2 separate regions of the Mus musculus genome follow, and region 2 is linked to region 1. The links are chromatin loops, found by intact Hi-C in ENCODE. Cell type or tissue: heart. All regions are shown on one strand. Links, peaks and the distances in the headings refer to the core of each region. The heading gives the core; the rest is flanking DNA. Region 1 has its middle 47 kb from the start of Gm31225. Region 2 has its middle 240 kb from the start of Gm39256.

Region 1 (9,456 bases), core at 810-8,809:
TTACTTTTTCCAGAAAAACCATCATTTTTCACCACAGTAGGGATGAAGAAAATAGGAATTGATAGGACCATTCTCCTTCCTTCTTTTCTTCCTCTCTCTTTTTCTCTTCTTAAGAGACTAACTTTCTCCTCTTCTCCCAAATATTTAATCATAATTATATTAAGAAACATTTATAAAAAGTTAAGTAATAAAATTAAATAGGTTGGAGAAAAACAGAGAAGCAGACAGCAAGGATTAAGTGTAGTAATATAAAGAATAGATTATATTTAATGAAAATTTCCTTAGTGTTCAACATTTTTATTATACTTAATAGTTCTGGGCTTCATTTTTGTCTTTAGTAATTGTGTGTCCATAATGAATGGCCATTCTTATTCCCCCATTGAGCCCTGGCAGAAATTAATAAACCTAATTCTGTAGGTTTAAGTTTAATTTTGTTGAAATATATAAAGTAGTTACATATTCACTTAGCAGTGAGCCAAGATACAGTGGCCTTGAGCTTCTTGGGAACTTTCTAGTGTATGTCTTGCTTTCTAGATTTTTCTCCCTTCTTATACCTTCTTCTCTTTGTGGTCTTAGCTGGGAGTCTTGTTTGTGGTGTTGTTGGAGAATAGGCATGACCACAGAAGTGGAACAGTGGCTGGGGTGAATGTAAAGGTTCCATTATATATGGTGAGGTCATCCTCCAAGAATGGCTGTGAATGGTTGCTGAGCACTGCCTTGCTGGGTCACAGTCTGACCAAGAAAGTATGTGATGAAGGGATGGAAGAAAGGAACCCATCACAAGACAGAAGATCTCCAGCAATAAGTAATATCGATATCCTGGGCTCCAGGCACCATAGCTCAATGTCCATGAAGACTAAGACTTGGGACATTAGGAGAGATACAAACAAGTCATATTGGCTTGGGACCACCTCTGACTGCTTAGCCTATTTGTAGTAGCCTATAAATAAATACCTTTTCTGAAGAAAGTCAGCCACACCCAGTTTCTGTTCCCTCTTTCCATTCCTCTTCCCTCTCTTCTTTTTCTCTCTCCAGCTCTCCTTCCTCATGTGCATGAATCCATTCAATAAATAATAGGCTCTATTGCATGTTCTCAAAAGAGAAGTGGATAATACAAAGAGAGACTCCTTCATTGTGATGTTTAACACTTTTTTTTTTTTTTTGGAGGAAAAGGTAACTCATAAATCAAATAATGGTATGATTTCCAGAGTTGTGTGGAGCAGACACATAGCAAAAGGATTCAGATGAATACTTGAATCTCTAAATTCTTCCTCGAAGAGTCTGCAACCTAGCTGGAGTCTAAGAGCTGCAGGACACATCTGAAGGCAGAGTAGAGAGGGAGGAAGGAGTGCTATTGTATGGATACCTTCTGATGCTCTACACAGCACAGAGCTATAGTTAATAACAACTCATTTCAAAACAGCTATCAGAGAAGAGTGTGAATAGTCTTTGCATAAATAAATGGTGTGTGTGTGCGTGTGTGTGTGTGTGTGTGTGTGTGTGTGTGTGTGTGTTGTGTGTGTGTGTCCCCAAATTGATGAGTACACCATCATTCTGACCTGATCATGGCATACTTACCGTGCCCACAACCTGAGTTTGACTCTGTGCCCCAGAAATTGGTACAAGTATTAAGTATCAATCAATGTGAAAAATAATTGTATTTTAAAAAGATATCCAGGACTCATATGAGACTGAGTTTCATCACAGTAGCCACAAAACAAGGACACCATCAAAACCCCTAAGAGACTTGCCCAGTGCTGCCAGCGTGAGCCCTCCTGCTTTTACCTTCTCCATTGTCCTTTCTACCTTCTGTCCATTATTAGAGGTGTCTTTTTTATTTGGGTTTGATTTGGCATGGTCTGGCTCTGTAGCCCAGGCTGGCTTATAAGTCTGAACTTTAGATCTTCTCGCCCCAGTCTCCCCTTTCTAGGAGTATAGGCATGAACCACCATGCCCAGCTTCTCTCTGTTTATGGAAGTTTCTTGTAGTCAATTGGTTGTACTTGAGCAATCATCCCCACACTCTTACTGAGGGAGCCCTTTACTCTATGAAAGTAGCTTCATTTCTATAAACGTACACAGTACTTCTGACCACAGGCAGGGGTCAGCTGCCAGTGCCGCTGAGTCTCTCTATCATAAAGCCTCTATGGTCTGCACTGATCTGATTCTGCTCCTAGAACTTGTATAGAATGGTGTGAACGTGAGGAGTGGGCTGATGGCACCTGCAAGGAAGGAAACACAGACTCACGGCAGAAGGGGTGGAGGACACAAGAGTCTGCTCCCTTTGGGTACAGGAGGTTGAAGTTCCCTTTATGCTTTTGATGGTTTCAAGTTGAAATACACAGTTGGTTTATAGGTGAAACGTGATGTTGATAAGTACTGGAGATTATCTGGCACGGATCCCATGCCCCAGCTCTGCTCCTTACTTTCTGAACCCTGCCCTCTTAGCTGGGACCTTGACTCTGACAAGCTACACGGTTCCTTGTAATAGACATCATTTGTCCTTTTGAACCACCTGCTCCCCACAAACACTGCAGAGAAAAACCATATTCTGAGAGACCTAGCGTCAGCAGCCTGAGTTTTGGTTCCCCTCCTTCACATTAGCATCAAAACAAGCAAAAAACAAAACAACCCAAATAAACAACCCCCCCCCCCGTCATTCCAGAGACCCAAAGCAGTCCTCATCTCAAGGGACATGGATGCCAAGCCTAGTAATAAGGGACTGAATTTGGCATCTACCCTTGACCAAGAGGTTTTTTTTCCCACCCCTCCCAGATGTTCAGGGAGAAAGAAAAGTTCTAGGGAGTGGTTCCTTGTGGACATGGGGATACACAGTGGCCCTTATATGCCTGGTGGGCAAGCTATGGGTATTTCTCCTGCTTATCCAAGATGGTGAAACCAGAGGGTTTAAAACAAAGACACTCTTCCTAAAAACATTCTGTGTGAGATAAAGTAGTAAAACTGAAAACACCTGAACTGAATCTCTAACTGCCCAAGATCCATCAATCTATCTATCTATCCATGTGTATATCCATCCAGTCAGCCTTCTACCAACCTTCAGTCTATCCATCTCTCAATATGGCCATCTACCCATCCATCCATCCATCCATCCATCCATCCATCCATCCATCCATCTATCCATCCATCCACTCATCCATCCATTCTTCCACTCAACCAATGGCTCATACCCATCTATCCATCCATCCATCCATCCATCCATCCATCCATGAATCCATCCATGGAGACTTACTGAGCTTATTTTAGTAGCTGGGATTTCACAGTGAGCCCAACAGACACAATGTCTGCCTCTCCACATTCTTGGTTGCAGAGGGTCATTTGAGTAATTAAGAAGCTGATAGCACCACAGGAATGATATAAGAGGAGTTCAAGGTACAGAGAGAGAGAGAGAGAGAGAGAGAGAGAGAGAGAGAGAGAGAGAGAGAGAGAGAGAGAGAGAGAGAGAGAGAGAGAGAGAGAAAGAGAGAGAGAGAGAGAGAGAGAGAGAGAACAGGCAACATACACATAGCTCAGTCTTGGACTCACTGGTCACAGTTTCTCCTTCTCTCTCCCCCTTCTTTCCAAGAAGAATCGACCTTGTAAAAGAATCATGGCACTGGGCAGGTTGGGAGAGTGGAAAGAAAAGAAGATTCAAATATTCACTGAGCACAGACTGCATACCAGACATGGGTCATGGTGCCTGCCACTTAACAGACATCCCTTCGATTAGTGTTCACAGGATGCAAGAGAACAGAGGCCCAGTGTAATTAAGCTGCTCACCCAGGGGCTCAAAGATGGTCCAGGCTTTCTCTGATTCTAGTTCCCTACATCTTTGCTTTCTTCCAAGAGTTCCCTCTTCCATGCCTCTTGTGAGTACGTACTACAAGAGGGAAGGTCAAGAGGCAGGGACAAAATTCTCAGAGCTTGGGGCAGAGGATAAACAAAGAGGCCTTTGATTCTTCTTGTCCATCAGAGACAAGGTCTGGGAATAGCTCAGCTACGGGTGGCCTCAGGGGTCATAGAGCCCCAGTGTAGCCACCTCACTCTAGTCCAAAGCATACAGTCTTCCTGCAGTGTTGACTCCCTCTGACTCAGACATCTGAGACTCCAGGACAGATCCCTGAGGTAGGCCTGATTCTAAGCCCCTTCTAACCCTCAAGGTTCCCTAAGACAAGGAAAGTGTTACCTAAGGGCCTATACACTCACAGACACACACACAGATACACATACATACCACAAACACACACATACTACACACACCACAAACACACACATACACACACACAACACATACACCACAAACACACACACTACTCACACACATACACACACCACACACACACCCCACAAACACACACATAAACACACATACCATACACACCACAAACACACATACACACACACAATACACACACCGCAAGCACACATACCACTCATACACATACACACATCCCACATCACACACACTCCACAAACATATACATATTATACACACCACAAACACACACATACATATGCACACTACACACACCACAAACACACACACATGCCACTCATATACACACACCCTGCTCCACACACAGACATAAACACACACACACACACACACACACACACACACACATGCACACACGCACACACACACATACTGTGCAGTGTGAGAATCAAAGTCCCTAGGGACTTTGTCAGCTCTCAGCTCTTACTTATCCACACCCTGACTGTGGAATGGAACGTTCCTGGAGATGGGGTCAGAGGGTACAGAGTGAGGCCTTCACCTGAACCTGGAGGGGCTGAAAGCTGCTTCCATCCGAGCTCTGCTGGGATTTCCTTTACACTGCCCCAGCTCTGGGTCTCTTTTCTCACTATTTTTACTCATGTAAATGTGGCTCAGATCCCTGCCAACACGCTCCGCGTGTAATGTTGTTTAATAACTCCAGCCACCTCCATGAAATATTCATTATTCTCCTCTCCGTTGGAGTGTTCACCCAGGTTCCCAGAAATTTCTCTAGCTCTTGTTTTCAAGACAGCCCCCTAGCAGGAGAGCCCTGCGGGAGGGCCTGGACTCCCCATCTGAGGCTGACTGAGGAACTTGGGGTGCCTCCAGAGATTAAGGCCAAGGGCTCACCTTTGCTGGTTTCTCAGGGTAGAACCTACAGGGCTCCAAACAGTGTGCAGGAGCAGGATGAGTCAGCCCCCACTCCAGGGAAGGGAGCAACCTTTCGTTTTCAGATGAGCATCCGGCTTACTCAGCTGCAGTAGGCAGGCATCAGGACTTGGCTTCTGACACCTAGGCAAAGAGCGCCGCCTGTTGAATGCTGGCAATATGTGTTTCCTCCAGAGCTCCGGGCTGGACCCTGGGCTTCCTGCAGGGTCTCCTGAGCCCCCTCCAGTCAAAAAGGGGAAAGCAGGTTGCTCTCCACTGTATAGATTTTTTTGCTGACCATGCATGAAATAAGGCTAAAGCCCTGGATAGATTTTGCAAGCTAGAGAAAAAGGAGTCTACTTGTGATAGCCTATCAGATGATTAGGGATTCTCTATCTCTCTTTCTGTCTCCCCTCTCCCCTCTTTCTTCTTCCTGTCTTTCCTCCTATATATCTCTCTGTCTCTCTGTCTCTCTCTCTCTCCATAAGAGACATCCCACACTCTCTGTGGGTACCATTGGAGTTAATTTATTGAAGTAGGGTTAAAAAAACAAAGAAAAGAGTGACCACATGCGCAAGAGAGTCAACCTAGCATCCCAAAGTGGACCCATCTGAAGCATCCGCCTATGGATGAAAACCTTGAAAGAAAACCTCCCACACAGCCAGTCATGCCTCCAAGGGAAACTAAACCATGTCCTGCCATCTCTCCCCTCAGGTCACTCCTACCACCTCCACCTGTCAGTGGGCAACATACACATGGAACCATCCATTGGACATCGTGTTCCTGTGCCCTGAAGTCTACTTCCTATGATGCACTCCTTCTGGCACTGTTATGAACCACACTTCTCATAAATGGGGGGAGAGGGGCAAGATCATATAACTGGGGACAAGAGACATGTTGCAAACCACTGAATTCGTCCTTGGCATTTTTGTAATCAAATAAGGATTAGCAAAAAGTCAGTCATCAGCCAGAGGGTACACAGCAGGGATACCCTTGTATCAGAAGACAAGGTTCCTTCAGTGCCTGCCACAGAGTACAGAGGACTCAGCACCTGACCAGGACCTAAAATGTGGTTACCACGTATCATGCCACAGAATCCCCGGAGCAAGCTTTTCACTACGATCCTTGATGTACATCCCTGTTTGCTGGCATCTCCATTACTTAGCACAGCAATTTTACACTGTGTTCTCATCCCAAAAGAAAAAAAACATGGAAATCATGGGGCTGGAGAGATGACTCAAAGTGTGAGAGTGATTTCAGGGCCATCAGGAGGTCTTGAGTTCAGGTCCCAAGACATAAATGAAGAACCAAAGTGTGGCACCACATACACCTACAACCCCAGTGTTGCTGGGGACAGGGGCTTTGCTGACCTAGCTGAGCTCTAGATTCAGTGAGAGATCTTATTAGGAACAAAGGAATAAGGTAAAGAATGATAGAGGCTCTTCTCTGGCCTCTGCTTGCCTATGTAGGTGTATGCATGCACATAGACAAGAGGATACATGTACATACACACACACACACACACACACTGAAATAACTTATCAAGCTCTGATTCTCTCACTGCATATGATGGAGCTCAGTAAGATGAAATATGGAAGATTTCATAGTACCGGTTCCTTATAGAATATCCCATGATAGAAGGCATCTATTGGTCACACACCTGGGTTTTAGAACTAGATGGGCCAGGATTGCATGTTCACCCCTAGCACTTAGGAATGTTGTTGGTTTGAATGTGAAGTGTCCCGAAAGGCTAACATATTTGAACAGTTGGTTCCAGGTAGTAAAGCCAATTGAGAAGGTTATAGAACCGTTAGGAGGCACAGTCACTATGGGAAGTCAGTCACTGGGACCTGCTAGTTTTCTCTCTCTGTTCCTGAGTGTATATGAAATGTGACCAGCCAGCTTCTGGCTACTGCCACTGTGCCATCCCTGCCTGATGCCATGTGACCCACCCTGATGAACTGTATCCCCTGGAACTGTAAGCCAAAAGTAAACCCTTTCTCCTTTAAGTTGCTTTGCCGGGTTGCTTTTATCACAGCACCAGGAAACTAACTAATGTAGTTGCCTTTAGATCAATGGCTTTCAACCTGTGGGCCAAAAGTGCCAGCCTGGGTTCAAGTCTCAGATATCCTGCATATCAAATATTTACATTACAACTTGCAACAGTAGCAAAATTACAGTTGTGAAGCATCAATGAAATGATGTTATGGTTGGGCGTCAGCATAGCATGAAGAACTGTGTTCAAGGGTCACAGCGCCAGGCAGGTTGCGAATCACTGCTTTATATGATCTTGCTCAACCTCAGTTTTCTACGCTGTGAACACAGCAGATTGTAACCAAATTCTGCATTAGTGAGGTGAGACATAACTATTTAGCAAGCATCCTGTGACAACCCGTTATTACTATCATGTCTGTGGTTGCAAGCATGTCCACAAAGAGATGACTGACTAACTTGATGCAGCTCACTTCCCTCCAAGAGACATCATCATGCAGACAGAGCACTGGTAGATGAGAATGTTCAGAAAGGGAGAAACCAAATCTCCCTCGAGGAGCTGGATGAGAGCTTCCAGGTCATGTGTCTCTGTGCATACCACAGCATTCTGGTGCCTTAGGGCCCAGTTTATAGCCCCCGGCCCAGGGATAAACCTCCTCCAGCACTCTAGAGACAGTGAGTGACTTATTTGCATGAGAACCCCTGACCACCTTTGTTAGAGACAGCCCAGCTTTCCAGTTACCATCTGGAGGTGCCCCAGCCTTTTCTTCAAGCTCGGGGAGGCATGGTGAAACCCAGGTTGTCATGCAGCAGCCTTTGTGTGCTGGCTGGAGGCACCATAGCCTCTTCCCTACTGACTGGAATACAGATGAGAAGATTAATATTCCCCATGACTCCTCCCACTGCAGGTGACCACTATGACCTGAGACTTTACAGTCTAAGCTTTGTACCCAGCACCGTTGACAGTAACACCGAGAATCTTGTTTATAGACATTCTGTTCTAGGAGTCTACTCACTGGATGCTTCCTTGTGCGGATCCTTCTCAGCTGATTAACAGTGGGTGTCAATACCAGTCCTAGTGTCCACACTGGAGAATCACAGACTCGGACACAGTCTACTCCATAGTGGATGTCAGAGTGTTAGCAACCAAGCATCTCTACTGTCTACCCCAGGGACCCAGTGACAGCAGGATACATCATCACTAGCTGCCAAAATGCCACACATTCCCACTGTCACCACATCCTCCCACTGGGCATTTGCCACACCCCCTTTAAAAGGCCAGTCCTTCCTCTTCCTGCTTTTTTCTTCTCCCCCCCCCACCCTCACCCAGAGACAGCCTCTCTATACCCCTTCCCCAGTAGCCCTCCCATGTGAGACCTGGTGTAACTTTACGGCATCCATCACATAGATCACAACACAGAGTCGTGTGTGTGTGTGTGTGTGTGTGTGTGGGTGTGTGTGTGTGTGTGTGTACATGACATGTACATACCATAGTACAAGTGTAAAGGTCAGGAAATCCTATGACGGAGTTGATTCAATCCTTGGGACCCACATAGCAGAAGGAGAAAGCCAATGTCTGCAAGTTGTCTACTGACACATACACCCTCATTTCTTGCTTGACCATGGTTACCCCCACATGGAACAAACAGTCACACCGAGCCTCCTGGACAAGTTTCTCCAACCAGTTGAATCCAGTCCCCTACTCAAAACCGATGACATCACATCTTTGCAAGATTCAAATGGCTCCCTTGTTTTTTGTAAAGTTTTCTCTGTGCTTCCAGGCATAAAAAGACATCCCCCCCAAAACCCATCCCAATGTTTAGCAATAATAATTATATTGACCATCCTAGTAATCAAGACACATTGAGTCTTATCATGTGCTCAGAGAGCATTCTGAGTATTTACCATGGACTACTCCAGGATTCATTGCTGGGTGGTTAAACGATCAGTTAGCATGTGCATCTGTCCCCACTCCTCAGTTCCAAAGCCATAGCAGAGATGGCGTTGCCTCCTTCTTCCTCTCCTTCCACACCCCTGCCACCCCTAGTCACTAACACAATGCCTGGCACAGAGCACAATGCAATCTGCTCTGTCATGGAGATCATGACCTGCCCTGCACTCATGACTCAGCCAAGCCGATTCAGAGCTGTGTGTGAAGTGACTGCAGAGCTGAGCACAGACCAGCTAATCCCAAGGTAGGCCTCCCTGGGGCGGTCCCCACCCGGGAGAAAAGCTACAAAGTGACCTGGCCCAACATCTCTTGATCACCAAGACCCAGCCTCTCCCTTCTCTACTATTATTTATTCCCAGGTTTCTACACACATC
Region 2 (9,456 bases), core at 779-8,778, 740 kb before region 1:
TGGGGTCTTAGTTTCCTTTTCTAAAAGGAAGGGGGCTGGGAATTTAGCATCACTCCTGCCAGTCTTTTGTAGACCAGCCCCGGAGGGAAGGGTTTTACTACAGGCCTTCCATTGCATCAGGTGGGCGTTGGCTTCCTCTGGGCATAATTCTAAATTTACGTGCAGGAGCTCCATAGCTCAACCAGCTCTCAAGAACCAATGTATTCGTGATGGAGAAAAGAGAAACAGGAAAAGAGTTCTCGGTGGCTTGGAAGGCGACCTTCTGCTATTCATTAGTGACCCCAAAGAGTATGACTTGGAAGGTTCCAGATCAGTCCCACCCCTATCAGCTCCCTACACACATGCATACACACACACACACACACACACACACACACACACACACACACACATACTGGGATGGGAGCTAGGCAGTGAAGGGAAAATCCTATCAGAGCCCCAGGTGCTTGCTTTTCCACTTAGAAATATGGGAGTAGAGACGTCAGAAGACCAATAGTCTCAACAGCAACTGTCCCATGACATTTCTACGATACCATCCCGCAGGCACATAAATACCTTTAAATCTCAGAGTTTGTAAGCAAGCTGCTCTGATGCAACAGAAGTGTCCAGTCACTCTGTACATGTCAGCCAACCATCCCCTGAGCTGTAAAATATGAAAATTAACTTGTCTTCGCCTCCCAGGTTTTTTGCTCTCACTAACTAGGTAGATGTCAGCAGTGGTCACAGCCTGAATAACTATAGCATTAAAATGATGTCCAATTGTGGGTTTTATCACTTACACACCGCTCTGCTGATATTGATCAAAATGCATCATTAATATTGGTAAGGAACCATCAATAAATATACATCTGGCTGGTTAAGGTCAGTAAGTCATTTTCAATCAAACACCTGAAGCTGATAGGGGCATCTCTGGGGATCTTGCTTGAGACAGATATCCAGCAGTCTTCCTTCTTATGAGGGACCGTTTTCTTTCATAATGTTGTCCATAATGGGGTCAAGAAGCTTTTAGGGAGACCCCAGGGGAAAAAAATACCGATGGCTAGCCAAGGAACTTTCTCTGTTTCTTAGGTAAGTTCCAGGAAGGTGACCAGGTTGTCACCTGTAGGATGGAGTCACTGACTGCAAAGGAAATCAGGGTCCATATGGGATGTAAAATCAAGCAGAGGTTATTCTACCTTTCAGCAGCCCCAAACACGTCTTTTCAGTCAAACAAGGGTGGCTTGTTCTCCCAGACAGGGAACACGTGTGAGCCAGTGTTGGAGAGGGTGTTTAATGGAGGTAGAAGAAAACCCTTTTGAGTGACTGGCAGGCAGGGCCCCACCGGGGCGTCTCTGATGATAGATGTTCATCTTGATGTGGCCTGTGGGACTCTTCTGAACTCACCGGGGGACAGAGGCGTTGAGCAGCACAGTGCGCGTTTGTAGGTGTTTCTCTGCAGCGAACACCAGGCGGGAAAGCAGAAAAGCCCAAACCACTTCAAGTGGATTCTGATTCTAAAAGGCGCCACATGAAACAGGGCAGAAACCTAAGTCCCTCTGCATCCCAGCCCAAGAGTAACAGACAGAGAATGGGAGTGTCAGCCAGCTCCCTGCAACCCACCACTCCCTGAGGCCTGGTGTGTGCGGTTCCCACTGCCAACTGCTTCAGTGGAGGGAGGTGCTGATCACACCACCTCGCTAAGGACCAGACCACAGCGCTGTTCCAAGTAGGACATTTGTCACCTGTGACCACATAGCCACACCCACCATAGAACTTCCGGAGTTTGGGGTAGACATGGGAAGGTTATAGCATCAGGGGAGTCCCAAATACATGAAAACCTGAGGCTTAGAGTTAAATCATTCATTCATTCATTCCTCCAAATAGTGTATCATTCATTCACACATTAATTTTTTCCCTCTTAATTGTTCATCTGTTTATCTCTTATATAATGTTTGTGCGTATATATGTATGTATGTGTTTGTGTGCATGTATATGTGTGTGTCTGTGTGTATGATTGTGTGTATGTGTTTGTGTGAGTGTGAGTGTGTGTGTGTGTGTGTGTGTACATATTACAAAGTCTCATGTAACTCAGGTTAGTTTCTGCTTGCTGTCTCTCTCTGATTCCCTTCTTTTGGCCTTGCTGTTTATTGGCCAACTCCTGACACTGACTCCCTGCCAAAGTCTGATCAGAGGCTCTGAGCTTTGGTTATTTCAGGGCCCTCTTTCCTCCTGAGTTTCATGTAACCCAAAATGTTTCAAAGGCCTAAATCAACAAACATAAATGTAAGAAAGACGGCAGATTTTAAAACTTCAGTCTTCTGGATTTACTGGCAGTAACATGTGAAAATCTACCCCAAGTAGGAACTCTTGTATGCTGGTGTTGTTTTGTGGAGGGTCATAAGATACATTTAATCAGACATTTAGATCCTTAAATCCTCTTCTCAACTCCTTGGGAACTTGCTACTGTTTTAACTCCTGCCAGGGTACAGTGCAGCCCATTGGCTCCTGCAAAGACCCCAGCATCTATCCACAGGATGCTGAGAAAGGCAAGAGTCAGCCTGACTTTCTCATAGCAGCATGGGGCTCTGCATCCCAGTCTTCCCTGGTGATGAGTCCTGTTGCTGGGAAGACCAAGCACCATGTGTTTGGTGGCCCCAAAAGATACAACTTAGTACTTTACAGTGTGCATGTGGGTGTGCATGTGCACATCTCTGTGTGTGTCTGTCTCTATGTGTATCTCTCTGTGTGTGTGTATGTGTGTGTGTGTGTGTGTGTGTGTGTGTGGTGTGCCCATGCATGGATGTGAATGTGGAGGCCAAAAACTGATGCCAGTTCTTCTTCATCTCACTTGTTTGAGACAGGAATTGTCACTGAACCTAATGCTCACCACAGACTGGCCACTGAGCACTGGGGACCCAGGTGTCTCAGCCCTTCCTGTGCTAGAGCAAGAGCCACCATATGCAGATTTTCACGTGGATTTGGGGGACCCAAATTTAGTTCTTCGTGCTGGTGCAATACGCATTTTGCCCACTGAGCCATCTTCTCAGCCCTACTTTATATTTTTTGGACGTCAGAGCTCCTATTGGGTGCCATTGGACTGAAGCTGATGTGTTAGCAGGCAACCCTTCCCAATGCACTGAGGGGAGGACACTGGCTTGATGCGATGTCCCCTCCCCAAATCAGGAGTCAGGGCTGAATCCACAGTGCAACAAGGTTAGGGAATAGGGTTTAATGAGAGGCAATTAGATCATGAAGGCTTTGCTCTTTGGGTGATTAAGGTTGTTAACATGGGACTGGATTAGTCACCTTGAGTGGATCTGTTATGGATACAAGGTTGGTGACCCACATCTCTCCTTCTACTCTCTCTCTCTCTCTCTCTCTCTCTCTCTCTCTCTCTCTCTCTCTCTGTCTTCCTCTCCTCCCTTCACTCTGCTTCTTTCTCCTTGGAGACTATAGCCTGTCACACCAGAGCTCTTCAGTGGACATGAGTTCATTCTGAGATTCCCTTGGACAATCTAGACTTTGGGTCAGCTACACTACTGCCAAGCCTGGCTTCTCTTTCTGCCTTTTTGACTTGGGAGATACCACCACCAATGTACTCACAGATTGATTTTTAAACTTCTATCTTCTACAGGAAGACAAAGGGTGGTGGAGGACCATGGTGAAGAGTTGAAACACAGACCAGTTTGGAAACCCTGTCTTGGCTAAAAAAATAAATTTGAAATGGACCACAGCCTAACCCCAAGCCACTTTTAGAATGTCTGTGCCAGCGTGCAAGTCCCATCATCTGTGTACATTTAGGGACTTTTTATATAGCAGGTCCTTGACCCTTTGGACTGGTCTAAATGAATGTTTGAAGCAGGCCTCCTTGGGATTTGGGGGCCTGACCACAGATTCGTCATCTGAGAAAGCCAGGCTGTGAAAGGAGCTAATGTTTACCCACCGTTCCAGAGCCGCCATTTCTCCGTCTTTCCGTCTCTTGAAATATTTCCCTGGGGAGAAGTCTACATTACACAAGCTGGAGGAAGCTTGGGAAAGCATCAAAAAGGACAAATGTACGTGTAGCTGTAAAAGAAGCCTTTAAAAAGTCTGGATAGTACCCAAACCAGGCAACGTTGGGTACGTCCAAGTGGAGGGCATGATCTTTAGCAGAACAATTCCTGACTCGCCTATCTCTTCCAGCAGAGGGAGCTGCTCTGTGGTCCCAGTCCTAGGTCCCTGTGGAATGAGGGTCATTACAGTGGTGACAGTAACACTCTGGTAGAAAGGAGTACAGTTTCTCAATATTTTCCTAGGGTCTCCTTGATAAATGAGCACAGACAGTGGAGCTCAAAATAGCAGGAATCTATTCTTTCCCATGTCTGATACCAGATATCTGAACTGAAGGAGACTCCAGTAGAGAACCCATCTTTGTCTCTTCCAGCTTATGGTAGTGGCCAGTGATCCTCAGAAACGTTCGACTTCCCATTGCATCGCTATAGAGTGAAACCTCACGTGTCATTTCACCCTTGATGATCAGTGCTATCTTTTTCATCTCCACTAATACAGAGGGAAACAGGGGGTTACCTGTACCTTCTACAGGGTTAAAATAGGTGATGGTTTTAGAAACAGTACAGGCACTACAAAATCAATTGGTCTTTGCTGTGTGACCAGATGGAAGTGATCTTACACTTCTATGTCTCCATCTTTGAAACTGGAGGTGACTTTTGTTGTTGTTGTTGTTGTTGTAATTTGACAGAAGTGCATAAGTATGCATAAATATGACCATTACTCAATTCAACAATTAGGAGACTGACTAGCTAAGACATTCTGGCCCACAGAATGTGCTGTGTTGGTGTGGAAAGAGGGGAAGAGCATTTGTGAATCAATTTGGAAGGGCATCAGCTGAGAATGCAGCCCCAGAGCCCTGTCCACAGGCCTGGTCCAGAAGGAGAATATCTTCATGCTGTTCTTAAATGCAGTCTGGGCTTGTAAACTTTGTGGGGCTGCAGCCCCATACTAAGGAACATCTCTTTTCCATTCGTAGGGAAATGAAACGGTTAATTAGGAGCAGGCAGAGCTGTCCCGATGCTGCCCATTTGGGTTCAGAGGCAAAAGTGAGAAATGAGGGTACCAGCTGATTGGCATTCTCAGTCCAGAGGCCAGGTGTAGCTGTGCCTCTCGTGAGGACAAGAAACACTCAGGCATCCTTTAGGTGCAGGCTTGTGATTCTTTTGTTATTTTTCTGAAACTGAAAAATGGTGGGGTTTTTTTGTTTTGTTTTGTTGTTTTAAATCAATGCTACCTTCTTACAGGAAGTGAAAATCTTTGTGCTTTGCTGGAGGAGAGAGAGGAAAAGAAATAAGCAAAACTTTCCAAGATTTCTCTCTTGCAAAGCCTCTGGCTTGAGTTCCCATCAGCTTTTTCTTTCCCCTAAGCACTCTAGTAGAGCCTTCGGTTCAGAAAATAGAGGCTGCTGACTTTCAAAGTCCTTCGGAAGCAAGGGGGCTCCTGCAACTGTGCTTTTTCCTTAGAGCGAGGCAGTGGAGGGCTTGGGATCTGTGGGTAGAAGGACCCCAACATTTCAAAACCTGAGCTTTGCTCTCGCCATCATTTAAGCACTAAGGAAACTCTCTAAACTACCCCAAAAGGAAGCATGCTGCCCGTGGGACAGAGGGTAACCTCATGTCTTCCTGTCTTCTACCTGCCCCACGTGTCGGCCATTAGCAACTGTAGGTCTTAGGACCAGCTCCTTTGAAAGTGTATATAGAGATGAAAGTAGACCCTAGCTCTCTTGCCTGGGAATAAGGCTACCAGAAGCAGCAAGCTGAAACAGGGAGAATCTGAAATTTGCGATCCTGTTCCAGACTCCAGAAATGTGTGTATGGAGGATACAGTGTGCTTTTTATTTTCAGGGGTATATGCTGTGAATTTGGAATAGAGTTGATATTTAATTCTTATGTCTAATTTGCTCTCTGGGGTACTAATATCTGTATCAATGTATGCTGTATTTTGTATTTGGGGGGACAGGAGGCTGGCCTCCACTACGCAGCCATTCTCATACACCTGTCTCCTAAGTGCTCACATTAGAGGAACATGCCACCATGCCTGGTCTGATTCTAGCAACCTTTTAGAGAGAAGAGCCCCCAAGTATGAAGAAACTGGTAGAATTAAGAACTACTTTTTCTACTTTTCTCATGCATACCCTTATATCCATAGGCTGGGTCCTGTGTACCTGTATTTTCCCCCCTTTGGTCTGTCTGTCTGTGTCTCCGTGAGTCCTGCTATCCTCTTGAGAGATGCAAGAATGAAAGCAATGGCCATCTCAGGTAGGAGGAAATGCGATCATCATCTCAAAGAGGCTCCTTCTTTAGAGAGGAACATGTACAGAGCTCAGCACGTCTTCGACAAACACACTCTGGGGATTTGCTCTTTGAGTCAGGACAGGGGCCAGAGACAATGTAGATACCTGCTGTGGCTAGAACCTTAGGTATAGGAAGATGAACATTTGGAAAGGGAGTAGCTCAGCCTTAGATCTCAAACGTGAGTCTAGAAGGCCATGTCCTGCAGGCTCTGTCTCCCCTCCCCCCATCCCACAAGCACAGCCTCTTTGGGATTAGGCACCCTCACCTCTGTCTCTGATATTAGCATCCCGTGGCTGCCTCAGGCTCTCCCCCATTCTTAGAAAGACTCTGGACTTTTGCACCCAAAACCCCTGTGAAGACCTGCCTTTTGTCGAGCCAGAGCATGGGACAATGTGGGGGAATTCCAGTGCCATCTTCATGTGAAGGTCACCTAAATCACACTGATTTGGAAAATGTTATAAAGAAAAGGCTCACTCAGGATGCTGTAGGGGCCTCAGGGGTGGTCAAAGACTTGGCTGTGAAATAGAGGCTTAGTAGACTCTGCCATCCTTTCACTGTAGGGCAGTTCATCTGAAGATGATGCTGTGATGTTGCCAGTGATGAGGCCACAGGAAGACCCTGAAGTTGTCTTAAGCTGCTCTGTTAACCAACAGTGATTTTTGGCTTTCATTGATCAGGGAGAAAATTACACTGAAGAAAATCCAAAAAAGGTTAACCTAGCTGACTAGGCATGTGTGACCTTCCATGCTAGAAGTGGTGGAAGTTGCTCTATAAATTATATTTTACATTTGTTTTCTAATTGCATGTTTTAAGTTTTTGTTAGGATAATTTTATACATAGATGTTATTGTATTTTGTTTGCATTCATCTCCTATCATCTGTGTGTTTGTGTGTGTGTGTGTGTGTGTGTGTGTGTGTGAATGTGTGCACTATGGACAAAACATATATCCTAATATAAATAGATAGATGACAGATAGATAGATAGATAGATAGATAGATAGATAGATAGATAGATAGATAGATAGACTGTCATACAGGATTATCTTATGAGCCAAACTACCATGACCTTCATGAATTCAGCTGGGCCTGTTCAAAAGAAAAAAAAAAAGAAAAAAAAGAAAGAAAAGAAAAAAAGAAAGGAAGAAAGAAAGAAAGAAAGGAAGAAAGAAAGAAAGAAAGAAAGAAAGAAAGAAAGAAAGAAGGAAAGAAAGAAGAAACATCTAGCTGGACTTACTGATAGTTGATGAGTGTCCCCTCTTAGAGGGAGGGGCTTGAGAAGGTCTTGAGACCCTCCTCTGAGTATCCAGGCACCTCTCCCAGCCAACTTTGTTCAAAACTTCCCTAATTCCGTGCCATCTTCTGGAGAAGCTAAGGGGGATATAGTCTGGGAGGACTAAAGGAAGGGTGCTCCACTGACAAATCTGTGAGGAAGCCATGCTAGGTGCAGACCTTCCAGCGAGAATGCTCTAGGTCACCCACACTTCTGCCCATCCCTCATCCCTCATGCCCTGTAAGTAGCCCTAATAAACTCATTGGTTCCCCATTGTGACATTTGATGGATGGGACTCTGGTTTGTTTTGGGGAACCTTGTGAGAAACATGGGGTACCTGTCTTTCTTTTCCATTTCTTGCTCTCCCCTCCACTTATTATCAGCCCCCTTCTTCTCTCTAAAGAGTCTCCCTGCTATTTTTTATTTAAGCCTAGATTCCAAATGTGAGAAATAAAAAGCTAATATTTGTCTTTCTGAGTCTGGCTCTAAGTAGAACTTTTCTAAGCAGCCTTATTTTTTAGTTGTCCTGGAGAAGGGGACTTCAGCAGCCTCCGAGGGTCAAAAAGACTTGGCAGCCTACGCATATAAGAATTGCAAATCAAAGTACAAAACTATTAACAACAATAATTTTGCAAATATGTTCACAAGAGTCTGTGAGACAGGCTCATATTCTAATAGCTTTGGTAACTCTGAGGTTCTACAAGCAAATCAAGAAACAAGGTTCAGCTTGGGGCCAATTACATCTCAATTGTCTTTCTACTTCTAGGATAAGATACTGGTAATTGACAAGGCAATAGTGACTTATAAAAGAAAGCATTTATTTAGGGCTTACAGGTTCAGAGGGTTAGAGTCCATGACCATCATGGCAAGGAGCATAGCAACAGACAGGCAGGCATGGGGATAGAGCGGCAGCTAAGAACTTACATCTGATCCACAAGCACCATGCAGAGTGAGCTAACTGGGAATGGCATGAGCTTTGGAGACCCCCAAAGCCCATCCTTAGTGACAAACCTCCTCCATCAAAACCATATCTCCTCATCCTTCCCAAATAGTTCCATCCAACCAGGGACCAAACATTCAAACACAAGTACCTATACAGAGTATTCTCATTCAGTCTTCCATACCGCCTAAACCTATTCTCCCACTCCGAGGGGTAGAATGGTCTATCTTCACATCAATTTGATTAGATGTGGTTTTACTTCTGGCTTCAGAGAAATTTAACTGAGGAGAAGGGCTCCATTCTAACTGTGGGAAGTATCAGTTCAATGAAATGAGATGGCTAAAGAGGGGGAAGTGAGCTGAGTGCCAACTTCCTCTCTGATTCCTGACCACTGATGCAGTCGGTGGGACCAGCGGCTGCCTTATGTTCCTGTCCCCATGTCTCCCTGATATGGTAGACCTTCAATTGTTGAACTAAAATAAACCCTACTTTTCCTCAACTGTTTTTTTTTTTCCCAGAGCAATGCAAAAGGTAATGGATACAAGGACTCACACATACTTATCTCACCATGCAATGATATCATGTGCATGCTATATGAATGGATAGGGGCAGCTGAGCAACAGATAAAGGTACCATAGCTAAAGCAATAGCAATGTGACTCCCCTCGGTCTCTGAAGCTAGAAGAATTGAGCCAGGTATTACCCAAGCAGTAACCTCCCTTCAGAACAATCAAGAGGGGTTATGGAACCCGGGGAACTTGTGACTTGGAACATTGGGATCAGCATACTCCAACAATAAAGGGTTAAAGGGTGACATCAAGTTCAGTGACTCTGCGCCTTCACTGGGGACATCTGTCTTTTCTACGTGGTGAAGAGACTTTGCATGGACTTGACATTGGGTAATGTCTCCTCGAGGTTATGAGAC

The links. A loop is a pair of places that touch in the nucleus more often than their neighbours do. Peaks named below come from ENCODE experiments on the same cell type or tissue, not always from the same donor. Only the 100,000 strongest peaks of a DNase experiment are listed, where the experiment ranks them.
Region 2: a loop joins it to region 1, with 3.0 times the contacts of the local background. A loop is called at or near these places in 2 of 42 quality-filtered maps.

The regions. Positions count from the first base shown.
Region 1 is chr8:116,139,157-116,148,612 of GRCm38, forward strand. No RefSeq gene overlaps it. Among named protein-coding and RNA genes, the nearest start is that of Gm31225, 47 kb to the right of the region's middle. In heart, for the core only: a CTCF peak has its summit at 5,310; a DNase peak (open chromatin) is centred at 5,235; H3K27me3 peaks cover 405 bases.
Region 2 is chr8:115,398,845-115,408,300 of GRCm38, forward strand. No RefSeq gene overlaps it. Among named protein-coding and RNA genes, the nearest start is that of Gm39256, 240 kb to the right of the region's middle. In heart, for the core only: a CTCF peak has its summit at 4,164 (motif pointing right); no DNase peak of the experiment used is centred there; H3K27me3 peaks cover 1,078 bases.